2 separate regions of the Homo sapiens genome follow, and region 2 is linked to region 1. The links are chromatin loops, found by intact Hi-C in ENCODE. Cell type or tissue: stomach. All regions are shown on one strand.

Region 1 (8,000 bases):
TACTGGTAGCAGTATAAAAATGATATACAGATGCCAGGGCCGGCATGGCCAGGATGAGTGCGCCAGATTTACACAGTAAAGCCTTCACACGCGGGCTGTCAGTTTTGATTGATCTCTACTATACCTCAGGAACTTGTTGACTAGGTAGGGAAACAGTGCAAATAATTCACTGCAGCAAGTCAGATAATTCACACAACCAATCGGTCTGCTTCACTTTCTGGCTGTGACATACGAGCCTTCCCTACAAAGATGCATCATTTTCCAGCTTGAGCAATATTCAATGTCAGGGAAGAAAAGGTATTAAAGCCACACAAAAGGAGTTCGACTATCGCAGAACGAGAAGTTATTTTGGTAATGGGGGACAGATCCCGCTCTACTCCAAGTCCCACCAGAGCTTTCAGACCCAATTGTCATTATCATATTGATTAAAAAAAAGTTCGTCATAGTGCAATTTTAGGTTTAACGCCAACAGATCGGGAAAGAGCAAAGAATTATCCCACAAAAGCACAACATTCTTACCACAGGGACGTTTCCCTGTTCCAGTTCATTGATGGAGTTGATTAAGTTTAAATGAAGCAGACACTGGATAAAAGTAAGGGTATTGACCACTGGGCACCGAGATCCGTGCTTGAAAGGACCTGATACATGCAGAAAAGCAAGATTTGCTAAATGCTCTAATCTTCAATCAAATCTTACATCAATACAGACAAAGTTTGGTAATGAGAGATTCAATGAAGCATGCGGGAGAAAGAATTAATCCTCTTGGTCTAAACTGGCTTCAACTTTGAAGCTTGCTCCGAAGGAAAGACAGTTATCTAAATGCTAAATAAGAAACTTATTGTACTTTTCATGGCATGCTAATCTTTTGTCTATTTCATCTCTATTATGTGTATGCTCATAGATTGCAGTTGTCATGGTGATGATATCTAGCCATGCTCGGGGGATGGTGGTGAGAAGCCGGCGCGGAGGTGGAAAAGACCCCCACGCAATCCACAGTACAAAAAAAAAAGAAAGAGAGAGAGAGAGAGAGGGGAGAGGAGTGGGCGGGGACCGGACCCCTCCTGAGCTCTTCCCGCCAGGCCCAGGCTCCGCTCACGTCAGAGTACTAAGGAGGACTGGGCCTCCTGCCCTTGGAACCGCGTGGTGAGGCGACCTCAGCGAGGCGAGCAGCATTCGGTAGTGGTAGTGGAGAGGGAGTCGGGCATCCGTCCCACCTCAAATCCGTTTCCCCATAAAGGTTTCCAGCTTTTAGTCCGTAGGCTCCTCCCTCCCCATGGCGTCCCCTTCCCCCCACAGCGCTGCTGGGTAGAAAGGACTGTTGGAGAGGGGACCGAGAGAAGAAAGGGCTCGAACCCTTAACTTGTGGACAGGTTATGCCTGGCTGTGTCGGGGGCGGGAAGGTGAATCTTCTGATCCTGACTGCCAGAGGGGCATGAATACCGAGAAGAGTGGCCTACGCAGCCCTGGCAGGAGGTGGAAGCTATAGGGTCACCCAGGGCCTTGGCGACCAAAGGTGACCCTGGGCCCTTTATGTGTTTTACAAAAGTTGCCAAATTAAGACAGGATTATAACTGCTCGAGTCCTTGTCAGGGCTGAAAGGTTGGGAGCCTCAAATATGCCCCGGCAGTGTTGATGAAAAGCTTAAAAAGTAATAAAAGGGAGAAAAGAGCGAGGAAAGTAACATGTAAAACTCTTATTAAAGAGAAGAGCCACAGAGAGGTTGTGAACTTGAATCACTGTTTGAACTTTAATTTGTTCATTAACAGGATTTGCCCCTTACTGTGAATGTTATTACTTCCCTTTGCCACTCAGCAACAACTCTGGGCATAATAAAAGAGCCTGGCAAAAAGTTAAACGCCTGGTAATTAATTCATTTAATTGAAAAAAGGGGGAAGAGAGAAAGAGAGGTCCCAATGCAAAAGCAGAAGGCAGAGAGGTTGGAGGAGGGGGCAAGGCTGAAATCTCCATGGAGGCCCTCTCCAAGGCCCACCACCTGTAGGCAAGAGGAGGCTTGGTCTCTGATGAGGTCTCTTTAGCAAAATTAATGCCAGCAGACCCTGAAGACCCTCTTCCCAATGGCATCTGCCGCTGGTCCAAATCCCCTGGCCAGGCTTTCAGCCAGGGGCTAGTTTGGATGATCTGTTAGGGTGGCACGGATACCAGAAATCCAAAAGCAATAGATATTCATAAACTCTTTCATTAAAAAGTGAAGAGATGTCTTTTGCTTTCTCCTCTCCCTTCCCTTCGATCAGGTTTCTTATACAGTCTTCTCTTTCTAGGCTGGAGTGAAAAGGACTGCCAGTAGCCTGATATAATCTGCATGTTTGCATCTTAATCAGCCTTATAACATCATGCTTTCTTTCCTTCCCCCCTCCCAGCAGATGATTTAAATAAACTCAGGAGACAAGAAATGAAATGAACACTCCTTGCTCCTCCTGCTCGAAGCACTGGGACTAAGCCAGCTGGCTTTGCCTCTAACCTTGCAGGGCCTACCTTTTTCTTAGTCACTTATCTTCTTTCTGTGTTTGTCAACCACTGCACACAATCTTCTTTCATGTACATCTTTCTTCCAAGGGAAGCAATGCACTATTCAGGCACCCCAGAGCTATTGGCACAATGTTGCCCTTGCAGCCCAATAAGAGAACAGCAAAGTTCAGGAAATCAGAGGTAGGTTGGTTATCAGTTCCTATTTAATATGTTTAAGGCTTACCACAGTTAGGATTTCCTAACGTTTTAAAAACCAGTGTTCATATACATAATCAGTGTGATTTTCCTTAGAAACAGAATTATCTACCATGTATTCTCCCATTACAAAACTACTAAAGACAGAAAAAAAAGAGAAAGGTAGAAAATGTGAGACATTATAAATTAATTCCTAGTATCCAAAACTATTTCCTAGGTTTGTTTTTTAATTAAATCACTTCTAAACCCCAGGAGAGAACAGAATTTCACTATTATCAAATAAATAAAATCATCAACATTACTATTTTGCTGGCAGCATCCTCGCCCTTTGCCCCAACCCCTCTTGGTGTTACAATCCTAACTGCAAACTCCATACAACGATAAATGATCTGTACTTATGTCTTCCTGAAAACCAGTGGTTGGAACACACTTGATCTGTATTAATAATAGGAAGGGGGAAGGGGCTTTTAAAAGGGGCTATTTTATAAGTTGAAGCAAATTATAGGGCTTATTTAGCATCAGAATTACTTCTCACCTTGTACTGTCCCTGAATGCTGAGTGATCTCTCTTTTCCAAAGTTGTGGGTCTATCCTAGTTTTATTGTAGACAATCAATACTAAATATTAGGAATCTACAAACAAAACAAACAAAAAAGCTCCCCCCTACTCCACACTGCTGAGCCCTAAATTGCTTTTATGAAAATAACTTTAAAAAGACATTGGCCAGGTCTACTAACCCTTCCACCATCCTCATCTAGACCCTGATCACTTTACACATAAAGGAGTGAGTTTCTTCCTTCCTCAAATACAGCTTTCAGAGTGCCTTAAGATTAACTATCCTAAACCCCTACTTTGCCTTGGTAGTTCTGATTGCCTATAACAGCCCCAGCTTCTTTTTTTTTTTTTTTTTTTTTTTTTCTGAGACGGAGTTTCCCTCTTGTTTTCCAGACTGGAGTGCAATGGCACAATCTCGGCTCACCACAACCTCCACCTCCCAGGTTCAAGCAATTCTCCTGCCTCAGCCTCCCGAGTAGCTGGGATTACAGGCATGCACCACCACACCCGGCTAATTTTGTATTTTCTCCATGTTGAGGTTTCTCCATGTTGAGGCTGGTCTTGAACTCCTGACCTCAGGTGATCTGCCCATCTCAGCCTCCCAAAGTGCTAGGATTACAGGCGTGAGCCACCGCTCCCGGCCAGCCCCAGCTTCTTAAATTGGCTTTCAAGCCTCCTTCCTACCCTCCCCATAGGCATTAATTAGCTGTTCCTGGTTTGTTTTCCACTACTAGCCTACACAAGGCCAGACAGCTCTTCAGGCAGACAGCTCTCTCTTTGTCCGCTGAAAACATCATGTGAATTGTCTTTATTTTACTGAAGATGCCAGGCACCATGTTAGGCATTACAAATATTATCTTATTTAATCCCTTCCATTTAAGAGATGGGTATAATTATACCCATTTTAAGGCTGTAGAAGGCTAAAGAAGTTAAGGTACTTGTCCAACTAAGGTCTCACAGCAGCACTAGGATTCTTACATCTGGCTCAAAAGCTGGTATACTTTCCACTCCAGCATACTCTCCCCCCTGCTATGCATGTGCTGTGTGTTCTGATTCCTCCTTCCTCTTGTCATCTGGATGATTTCTCAATTTCACTCCATATATCTGACTCCTGTCCAGTCTGCAAATCCGGAGAGAAACTCCCACCTCTGTCTTGAAACCTTTCAACCATCATCCTAGTCCTTGGCAGACTGCTGAATTTGTCATCTGCAGCACTCATTTGGTGCTCCCATTTTCTGCCTTGTATTGTCAGCTTTATTTTTATTCAGTCCCTTCCAACCAAACTGAAAGCTCCTTGAAGATGGGAATTTGCCTTATATTTATTTATATTCCTCCCTGACTCCCCAGAGCCTAATATTACAACTCCCGTTTGTCATACACTCACCTCATGCACACTAATCCTTAGAAGTGAGCACTGTTATTACTGCCATTTCGCAGATAAAGAAACTGAGACTCAGAGAGATGAAGAAATTTGCCCAAGCCACTAAGCTGGTGAGCAGATCTGATGTTCAAACACATACTGCCTGAATCAAATGCCCCTTTTCCTTTGTGACTGTATTGTCCTGGCTCACATACATGGTCCCTCACACAATGTGAACTTATGAAGCATTCCTGTATGGAGGATACTCAACAAGCCTCCAGAAAACATCCCTCTAACATGACTTCAGAGAAGGGGCATTGTTTTTACTCTTCATGAGGTGAAATCCGGCAACTCAACAGAAGAAAGGATGAGTATATACCCACCTGAGGACACCCACATCCACTTCCCCCTCCTCTCTAGGAGCCATGCCTCATGTTGGTGGGAGCCAATGATGCTGTCTATATCTGTACAGGGGTTTCTGTGAGGTAGAGAGGCAAACTGCCCTTCCCCCTTAATCCTCTGTACCTTTTAAATACACAGAGGAAAGAAGGAGAAAATTAAACTGTTAATTTCTTTTAATGGTCTGCAGGGTCCAGAGAGGTGGGGTCCTGCTGTGTCTGCAAAAGAAATGAATTGCTGCTGTGGGAAGAATAACAACTGTTTTTAGAAAATGTTCATAGCTGACCGATTAAGCCAATCTGTAGAACTCAAGTCAGCTTCTTCTTCTCCTTTAAGGTATGAACATGGCAATGGGGATTAATGAAATCTCTAAGAAAAGAAGGACCATTGGGAGTACAATAATCAAGGCCTAGGAGTCTGGTCAATTTTCTCCACAAAGAAAGTTTGTCCTTTCAGTGCCACTGCTGCAGAATTGAGCTTGATAGTATAAAGGGGGCTATCTTAAGGTTACTTTATACACAACAGGTCTTCAGGAAGTGTAAAAACAAAATCTCTTGCAATGGCAACAGGGTACTTCCTATGAATCTGAAAAAGGAGTAATGACTATACTATCCATTTGTCTCTGGTATCCACGCTAAAACTATTCTATTCTCCCAAGTTCCCACAGGTGGGTTTCTAGCTTTCTTTATATTTTGGTTCATATATTTGGACAACTCCAGGGCTATAAGCATTACCTTCACCTATAAAACCTGCATTGTAGCACACAAAATCCTGCGCATGCACAGCAAGTGTTTCATTTACTTCATCTCAGATAAGGCACAAACTACCCTGCAAAGTAGACTAGTAGATATTACAATTATATACATTTTGCCTATGAGGAAAACTAAAATTTGCCTCAAGAAACATAATTGGGACATGATAAACCTAGTTCCCACTCCCAGTCCAGGACTCTTTCTACCACTTCTCAATTCTCATGGCAGTCCTCTACCTTTTCTGTACTCTGGATCCACATGTGAATTTTGGAATCTAAAGACAGGAACCTCTCTCTTTAAAAGAGATGGACTTCAAATTATACTCACCAGGCTTCTATTACAACTACCTGGACCATACTGAGAACTACCCTCTCCCCACTCCTGAAGCTACAAACACTATACACAAAATTTAATATTTAGACTCAAATTTTAAAATATTTGCACGAACTCTTAAATCTATAGAAGCTGAGCAGTCATGGCTGGGTGCGGTGGTTCATGCCTGTGATCCCAGCACTTTGGGAGGCTGAGACGGGAGTATCACTTGAGCTCAGGAGTTCAAGATCAGCCTGGGCAACATGGCAAAACCCTGTCTCTACCAAAAATACAAAAAATTAGCCAGGCGTGGTGGCACACAGCTGAGGTCCCAGCTACCTGGGGAGCCAAGGTAGGAGGATGACTTGAGTCTGGGAGGCGGAGGTTGCAGTGAGCTGAGATCATGCCACTGCAGCACTTCCCGCCTGGGTGACAGAGTGAGACCCTATCTCAAAACAACAACAACAACAACAACAACAACAAGATGGGTAGTCATGATGGTTAGGCTCCCCATTTAAAAAGGAAGGCTAAAATCACTGTTACTTGTTTTTCCACAAGTACTATTTATGGATAGTTTGCCAGATAACTGATACTCCCTTCAGATAACTGATACTCCCTTGTACCCCTAATTTTATTTTTTTCTTTTTTTTAGGTGGAGTCTCACTCTGTCACCCAGGGTGAAGTGCAGTGGGACGATCTGGGCTCACTGCAACCTCCACATCCTGGGTGCAAGTGATTCTCCTGCCTCAGCCTCCCGAGTAGCTGAGATCACAGACGTGTGTCACCATGCCCAGCTAATTTTTGTACTTTTAGTAGAGACGGGGTTTTACCATGTTGGCCAGGCTGGTCTCAAACTCCCGACTTTAGGTGATCCACCTGCCTCGGCCTCCCAGAGTGCTGGGATTACAGGCATGAACCACCACTCCTGGCATCTAACATACATTTTAAGAGTCATTCTGTCTACCTAATGGACAAGCAGTCCGGTGTCTTTCCCCAGAAAAGATCTAGAATTGGGTCTGTCCACCTTGTTCACTGACCTTTTTAATTAGGTGTGTAATCTTGGTATCCAGGGCCCAGCAGGTTTTCCCTTCCCCAATGTCTGGACAATACCCAAGTTCATCAAAGCAGAAACAGGACTCAGTTCCAGACCTTATACCTGGCTGAAAGAATGATATTCTTTTTGTCTCAGCTCAATCTTGGTTAATCTCCATATGCAATCTAACTCTGGAGTGAAAGAGAGGAATGACTCTACTTGTTGCTTTGGGACGACTGCCCTATTTCTTTGTCTGCTGGCTGACCTTCCCTATGTAAGAGCATCAGCATTTGCAACATTGGGTTTAAGCAGGAAAGCTCTTTCATCTTTGTCCATTGGCCTTGATCTCTCCTGATCAGTATGGTCTGGATTCTTGCTAATCACTAATGATCCCTTGGCCCTCTATATAATACTAAAGGTATTAGACTTGAACTGTTAGGAAAATTCCTACTCAGCTAATTACATTCTTTCTGCTTTTCTTGGTTTTCTGTATAGTCTCAGCTGGAGTTGAATTTGAATTATTTCCTCAAATTTTAAATTGCTGGTTTTTGGAAAGCAATGGTAAGTTGTTCCCTCAGATGAATACAACTAATTATAATTAAAAAGCCCCATGACTAACCTCTTTCTCCCCCATCCCACTCTTTTCCTTGGATGACTTTCCATACCATCTCCCACATTCTGGCCTTGAATATTATAATAAGAGCTTAGTTCACTGGGCTAGGAGTTTCATGATTCTGTATTTTGTAAAGCAGGTTGAATATTATTCACTTAAAACAATATGGTGGTTCCACTACACATATGCTTTTCAGTCTGTATTTATGATCAACTACTAAAAATGACAAGTGTTTGACCTCACAGGTTAGGCCTCACCCATAGGCTAGGAGAAGGGGAAGTTTTTTGTAATAGTC
Region 2 (8,000 bases), 170 kb after region 1:
TATTAATCTTATTACAGATCATTCATTTTATTTTGTCAGCTCAGTAATTTAAATGTTTCATAGTTAAGTACTCTTCAAGCTATATCTTAGATCATGAGCTCTTTGGAGTAGAAGCCATATCTGTGCTCTATGTATATGCAACCCTACCCCTAGTGGAGCATTAGCTGAATTTTGTATGACAACTAACCCAGTTAAATAAAAGTTATGAAAATTGGGGGAAATACAACCAGACAAACAAGACTTTTCTGAATACAAAAAAACTGAAATCTCCCAAAACTAAATTCAAACATAACATTCATTTTTGTCAAAACAACATGTAAACATAGAACACAAACTTGAGTGTATTTTTTTCTACATAGTCAGTTCTGAAAACTATAATTAAGAACATTCTAATTGTTTTATGTTAGTGATTTTCTAAATCTAGCCCCCAAAAGCTGTTATGTGTAAAGTCTCAATATTTTGGAGATAATAATCATATACTTTTTTCAATGTCTAATTTAACCAATTTGCTTTAGCCTTCTATACTTCACAAAAGCTACAATAAGAAAAGTTGACAGGTGAGATTTTATTATTTCTTCAAGACAAATACTGAAATCCCTGGAGCAAGAGTATATTAAATGAACTTATTACAAATTCCAAAAGACAAAACTTCTTTATATAGAGTAAATATTTTCATTTATAAACTCGAGCATTCACAATCCAAATGTTAATGAGAAAGTCTTTTCATACCCATTTCTGCGCAATTTACATATTCATTCTTCAAAACCAGATATACTAGAATGTGAAGATATATTTTTTATTATATACGTTTAACAACATTATAATACCCATTTCAGAAAAAATTCTTTATCTGCAAAGCACCAATTTAATACTGCTATACTACAATAAGGTTTCTACTGCTCAGTATTTACGAAAAATAATGCTACAACTATTAATTCCATTTGGGGGAAAAAAACTGATTCAAGCACTAAAAGTAAAAATCATGATCAACAATTCTATTTCAGTTTTCCATTTATAAAGTCTCCTACATGGGCTTTAACCATTCACACTTGTAAGCAACTGTCCATAAGGTAACATTCTAGTTATATTCTACTTTTCTGTTGAACAGGTAGATGCCTACCTATAAAAAAAAAGTACACCTATTTATTCCTACCTCTAAAATTACAATCAGAAATACCCAAATACCTTAATAAGCAACCTAAAATGCCTAATAGCTAACTGACATAATGCCTGGAAGCTACCATCAAAGAGGCTCCAAAAACCATCTATATAAGGAGGCAATCCACAACTTCCTCCACCTACTTCCTGGCTATATGCCTAGAGAATACTGTAATGACAGCAAGCCAGGCAACTATGTTATCGGTGGAGGCAAATTCAAATCTCTGCATTCTAAACAAAATATCAAGTCATAAAACTAACCTCTAAAGGATTACTATTAATGAACACTAAGAAGCACCTCTCTGATTTTGTCACTGGGGGGAAAAAAGGGCCATAGTACCAAATATCACCTGATTTACCTCCCAATTCATAACAATGCCAAACAAGGACAGAAGAAAAGAGAGATGGATTCAAGCATCAATTCTCACTACCCTTGGGAGGGAGGACAAATATGCCATAAGAAGTTTAGAAACAAAAACTCCAGCCCGGGCAACATGGTAAAACCCTATCTCTACTACCGAAAGAAAAAAAAAAAAAATCAGCCAGGCATGATGGCATGCACCTGTAGTTCCAGGTACTCAGGAAGCTGAAGGAGGAGGATCGCTTGAGCCTGGGAGGTGAAGGCTGCAGTGAGCTGAGATTGCGCCAATGCACTCCAGCTAGGGTGACAGACTGAGACCCTGTCTCAAAAGAAAAAAAAAGGAAGGAAAAGAAAAAGAAACAAGCAAAAACTAATTTATGGTGATAGAGGTTAGAGGTTAAAATAGTGGTTACTTCTGTAGGGAGAAATTAATAGGAGGGAGCACAAGGCACCTTTAATCAGTGAAGAAAAATATTCTACATCTCTATCTGGGTATTTCATTTAAAATAGGCTCTAATCACGGAAAATGCTTGCATTCCACAATTCTCATGTCTGTGCTTTTTTTACATCCTCTTCTCCCCAGGTGTAACCCAGTACCTCCCACTACCTGGGAGTTACCTAGGTATACTTATATGTATAAATTCACTGAGTTGTACTTAAGATTTGTGCACTTCACTGTATGTTATACCTAAAAAAAATACTTAAAAACAAGTAACCAATTAATAGCTAAATCTAAAAACCTTTTCTCAATTCTCATCCTTCTTTATCAATCTCCATCATATTGTTAATCACAGAACATCAATATTCCCTAAATGAAACACTTTCCCTTTTGAAGATCGACTAGGCTTTGTTAGGATGTTTTTTCCAGCATTTTCTGTAGTGTCATATTAATTCTCTCTAAATATTAATTCAATATTTATCTTTTTTCTTTTGTTTTTTGGAGACTGAGTCTCACTCTGTCGCCCAGGTGGGGATGCAGTGGCATGATCTTGGCTTACTGCAACCTCCGCCTCTCATGTTTAAGCAATTCTCCCGCCTCAGCCTCCCAAGTAGGTGGCATTATAGGTGCACACCACCATGCCCAGCTAATTTTTGTATTTTCAGTAGAGACGGGATATTTCATCATATTGGCCAAGCTGGTCTCAAACTCCTGACCTCAGGCGATCTGCCGACCTCAGCCTCCCATAGTGCTGGGACTACAGGCATGAGCCAATGCACCCAGTTAATTCAGTATTTATCAAGTGCTCATGTATGAGACACGAATTAGGCACCCTCCAATATATATTTCCAATCTCTCTCTCACACACACACACACACACACACACACACACATACACACACACACACACATATACACACCCAAACCAAATTCCCTAAACTGGATTCAAGCCACTCTATTACCTGGTATCAAACTGTATTTGCTGTTTTAATTCCTATCACTTCTTTATGGGAATATTCTTCTCAAGCATTTTCTGTTCTCAGCTATCCTTTACGGTTCAGTTCAATTTCTATGTTATTCTTTCCCTATACCCCATAGGACTTACTATCTGTAATTGCACTGTCCAATACAGTAACTTCATGTGGCTACTGAATACCTGAACTCTGGCTAGTCTGAATTGAGATGTGCTTTAAGTATGTAATACTAACAGATTTTGAAGACTTAACATGGTTAAAAAAAGAAAAAATGTAAAATAGTTCAATCATGTTTATATGATGAAATAATAGTATTTAGATACTGGGTTAAATAAAAATCCATTAATAAAATTTCACCTATTTATTTTATTTTTTGATGTGGCTATAGAAAATCTAAAATTGCATTTGTGGCTCAACTTATATTTCTATTGGGCAGTGCTGACCTATACAATCTATTTATAAATGCCCACAAATTACCTTTTTCTTCTTCTTCTTCTTAAACTGATAAATACAAATTGTATATATTTATGGTGTACAACACATTTTGAAATACATATAAATTATGCAATGGTTAAATCTAGCTAATTAACACATGCATTACCTCACATAGTTATATTTTGTGGTGTGAACACTTAAAATGTACTCTCCTAGCAACTTTCAAGTATGCAATATTAACTATAGTTACTATGCCCCACAAATTATCTCTTAACATATAATGTCATCTTCCCGATGAGTGCCAGAATTCAACATTAAGCTTTTTTCTTTTATGAATTAAATATTATATTAGGAATTACTAATAGTAATTAAGTGCCATTTAATTTTAATATCCCTTTAAGATTTTTAACAAGGAAGTGTAAGGCATTTCAAAGTGTTCAAATATTAAAAAAAAGTTGTTTTCAGATAGCTATAAATTATACAATTTTTCATCTATATTTTACTTATATACAATTCTAAGTCAAATGTCCCACCAGCAAGGATAGATAGCATGATTAAACCTGTAGCAATCCAAATCCCATAAAGTATTAGTTCTGATTAAGCCTGATTTTTTTCATCTTAGTCACTCAGTAAAGGGCAGCATCCATTTTGGTCAACATCATTGTACCAATGTCCAGCAGCCAAGACAAAGAGCCTTTATATGGTGGTATGAATAGACAATGAGAGCAATACGACACCACTTGAAATAAGGGGGGGGAGAAAAATGTTTTTATAATGCTAAGTTTTAAAACTAGGAGATGAAACTTACAAATTGTGTAACAACTAGGTAAAAGGATATATATGTAAGAAGAACAGGAAGGTAGAACAGAAAGGTCTCCTCTCTAGACCTTCTCAAGATATACCTAGGTTCAAACTTGGCTACTCCATTATTAAGTGGATGTGTTTCCTCACATGTAAAGTGGGAATATATACATCACAGGATTATTAAAAGAATATAGTAGATGCTTAATTAACGTCATCTGTCTTTAATACTAATAATTATATAATGGTAATAAGATTATGGGTGACTTCCCCTCCCTCACTTTCCAAATTGCTGTATTTTTCAAGCATAAATGAAAAACTTACAATTTCATACTAGTACCCCTCCTCAAATGAACCTAAAATTATTTTTACTAGCTGTCTTTGACAAATTTGCTTATAAGCTTAAAATCCGTGTTTGTGCTAGGAGGAGGTTGGTGGTAGAAAGAAAATTAAAGAGGGGGAACTGATAACTTTAACACCATACCAGCACAGACATATACAAAACAAAGTGTGGAGAGGAAAAGAGCAAAAGGAAATGCTGTTTGGGAAATTCCCAACTCAGACTATCCAATGAAAAGATTATATTCCACCCGCCTCAATCTAGCTACCTACCAGCCACTCCTCACTCTCATCTTGGGTTTATACGTACATTACAAATACGCATAGCCACTCACCTTCTTCTCTCTACTAATAGTCACCACATGGCCTCACAGTCAAAAATTGAAAGGAGAGTGAAGAAATTCAGCATGTTATAACAAAGACAAACCAATGCACTGGCTGGGAAATAACTTCATTAAAATGTACTCATTCCCAAGTGTATCTACTCATCTGCTGACAGTGCTGGGAATGCATTCCTGAAATATTTAACCTGGTTATAAGATTCTGCTGCTAGAATCAGAGAAGGCACACTTTGATGCCTACCTCTCACTTCCTCTATAACAACCTTGTCTTTATCGGCATGGCTTAAAATGGGACATTAGCAAAAGTATACAACTGCAAATCACTCACAGGTGAAAATCTCAAGTTAATGTAGAAAGAATAATTAAACAATGGTAATAATAACTATTATTACTCTAACAGGTAACACTTACTTTACTCAGCATTGTATGCCAGAAAGCTAAGGACTTTACATGAATTATGTAATATCAACCCTAAACCTCTTTGAAGATGGTAATTACTAATTCCACTTGCCTAGTGCTCACACAGCTAAATCTGAACCCTGTCAATTTTACTTCAAGGCTTACACTTTCAAACTTTATCATATCCTGCCTCTTTATATATGCATAATTACAATTGCAATTGTGATTCTATGTGTGTGTGTGTCTGTGTGTAAAGTATTTAGTGAGTCAGTAGCAAACAAAAGGCAATTAATTCCAACTCTGTGAAGCCTTTTACCCACCTTCACAAACCAACAATAAATTGGGAATTACCCCTCTCCTCCCCAATAAATGGTGCTCTGAAAGTACTAGTTTTACAGTCATACATCACTTAAGCATGGATGTACATTCTGAGAGATGCATTCTTAGGCAATTTGGTCACTGTGCAAACATCACAAAGTGTACTCAAACAAACCTAGATGGTAGAGCCTACTTACACACCTAGGCTACTTGGTATAGCCTATTGTTCCTAGGCTACAACATGCTCCTGTAAAGCATGTTATTGTACTGAATACCACACACAACTGTAACATAACTGTTTAGTATTTGTGTATCTAAACATAGAACATAAAATACAGTAAAAATACAGTATTACAATCTTATGGGACCACCATCGTAAATGCAGTCCACTATTGACCAAAGAACATCATTATGCTGCACATGACTGTATTTAATATCTTCCTCAAGAAACTAATGAAAGAGATACTTTTAAGTAAAATATTAATCTTTTCAAAAAATTAGATAAAATAATTGATAGACTACAGGTAAACATGCTTTGTAAAGTGTAAAGAATTTTAATCAACACTTTATTAGGTATTTTTAATTTTCAGTTGTCTATTTGGCTCAAAATATACTTACGTTTCTAGAGTTTGAACAAAGTCTTTTTTATTTGAGACAGGGTCTCACTCTGTCACCCAGGCTAGAGTGCAGTGGCACGGCATCTCTGCTCACTGAAGCCTCTGCCTCCTGGGTTCAAGTGATTCTCCTGCCTCGGCCTCCCAAGTAGCTGGGACTACAGGCACGTGCCACCATGCCCAGCTAATTTTTGTATTTTTGGTAGAGACAGGGTTTCATCATGTTGACCAGGCTGGTCTCAAACTCCTGACCTCAAGTGATCCACCCACCTTGGCCTCCCAAAGTGCTGGGATTACAGGTGTGAGCCTCCACACCCGGCCTATATAAAGTATTTTAAAAGCTGTATTTTCAACTTAAAAAAAAGATACACATACCAAAAGGCTTAACACATAAAATCTGCCTTCATCACTCTAACCCAGCTTCAATTCTACCAAAATCTAGGCTAACAGAATTAAGCTTCAAGGAACAAATCATTTATCTTTATTTTTACTTACAAAATCTCAGTTCAAAGGATTCCAAATGAAATGGGAAGACCACAGCTAGCAGACAGAAGAGGTAGGGCCAAGATTAGTAGGAGAGGGGAAAGAAAATCTCCCAGAAACGCTAATCTTAATCCAGTCTCACTTTCTCCCAACCAAGAGAAGTGTGCACTGCTGCTACTTCTGCCCTGGCAGGCTCCTCCTCCTCTTACTCTTGAAATCCTCTGCTTTTTTCCTCCTGGAAAGTTACTCTCACAGGGCTGTTTTTCTTCCTAACATCTCTCAATTGTCAAAGGATTTCTTATCTTGAAATTAAAAGAATAAAAATATACTAACTTTCCATAATCACATAAGAGTTCCCAGGAAGTTCAAAAAGGATAGTAACTACTGCCAGGTGCGGTGGCTCACGCCTGTAATCCCAGCACTTTGGGAGGCCAAGGCGGGTGAATCACCTGAGGTCAGGAGTTCGAGACCAGCCTGGCCAACATGATGAAACCCCATCTCTACTAAAAATACAAACATTAGCCAGGTGTGGTGGCCGGCGCCCGTAATCCCAGCTACTTGAGAGGCTGAGACAGGAGAATCACTTGAACCTGAGAGGCAGAGGTTGCAGTGAGCCAAGATTGCACCACTGCACCCGCGCCTGGGAAACAGACCGAGACTCCGTCCCCCAACCAAAAAGAAAGAAAAAGAAAGGATAGTAACTCCATGGTTCAACTTGGCAGATCTGCAAAAAAAATTATAATGCAGCAACTAAGGCCTTAGAGACAAGAAAACACCTTTTTCATGGGAACTTCCTCTCCCTGAAGAAAGACAGAATTTAATTTAGAGTCTTACTACCCTCTGGGTCTCCTGTGATCTTCATGTTTGTTTCTTAAGGGGAAGAGGAGAAATCTTTTAGCCAACCAGCAGGGTGAGCTAGTGCTAGCATCAGTTCCATGATTCTCAAATCTCCCAAAACTCAATGGTGTAAACGGCTTGCACTATTAACAGCAGCTATTTATTTCCCTCTAATAAACCTGAATCAAAAACACCACTTCTAGAACTGCTTCAGTCAATGCTATACCTGACAACTTTACTCAATATTTACAGATTCTCCATATACGAAATAGACATTCTCTCTACCAGAAAGATTAATAAGTGTAAATAAAAGCTCATTTGAATATGTATCCATAGTATTACAGTATCCACTCTTCATTCTCGTTTTATTTTACAAGGTTACTAATTTAAAACATTTAGAAAACAGTTTAAAAAATGGTTAAAACAAGTGCTCTATAAAATCAGGGTTAGATAACTCAACATGCCAATTTCTCCATTTGCTGCAAGCTACAATTGTCTTAA

Evidence for each region. Peaks named below come from ENCODE experiments on the same cell type or tissue, not always from the same donor. Only the 100,000 strongest peaks of a DNase experiment are listed, where the experiment ranks them.
Region 2: a loop joins it to region 1, with 2.8 times the contacts of the local background. A loop is called at or near these places in 32 of 110 quality-filtered maps.

The regions. Positions count from the first base shown.
Region 1 is chr1:90,840,469-90,848,468 of GRCh38, forward strand. The region is part of intron 1 of LINC02609 (long intergenic non-protein coding RNA 2609); the gene reads right to left. LINC02788 (long intergenic non-protein coding RNA 2788) reads left to right here. Exons shown (of 4, transcript NR_186594.1): 2 at 5,186-5,331; 3 at 7,588-7,653. Among named protein-coding and RNA genes, the nearest start is that of LINC02609, 7.2 kb to the right of the region's middle. RefSeq lists an enhancer at 1-1,190. In stomach, no CTCF peak of the experiment used is centred here; no DNase peak of the experiment used is centred here; H3K27me3 peaks cover 3,927 bases.
Region 2 is chr1:91,010,633-91,018,632 of GRCh38, forward strand. The region is part of intron 1 of ZNF644 (zinc finger protein 644); the gene reads right to left. Among named protein-coding and RNA genes, the nearest start is that of ZNF644, 7.4 kb to the right of the region's middle. In stomach, no CTCF peak of the experiment used is centred here; no DNase peak of the experiment used is centred here.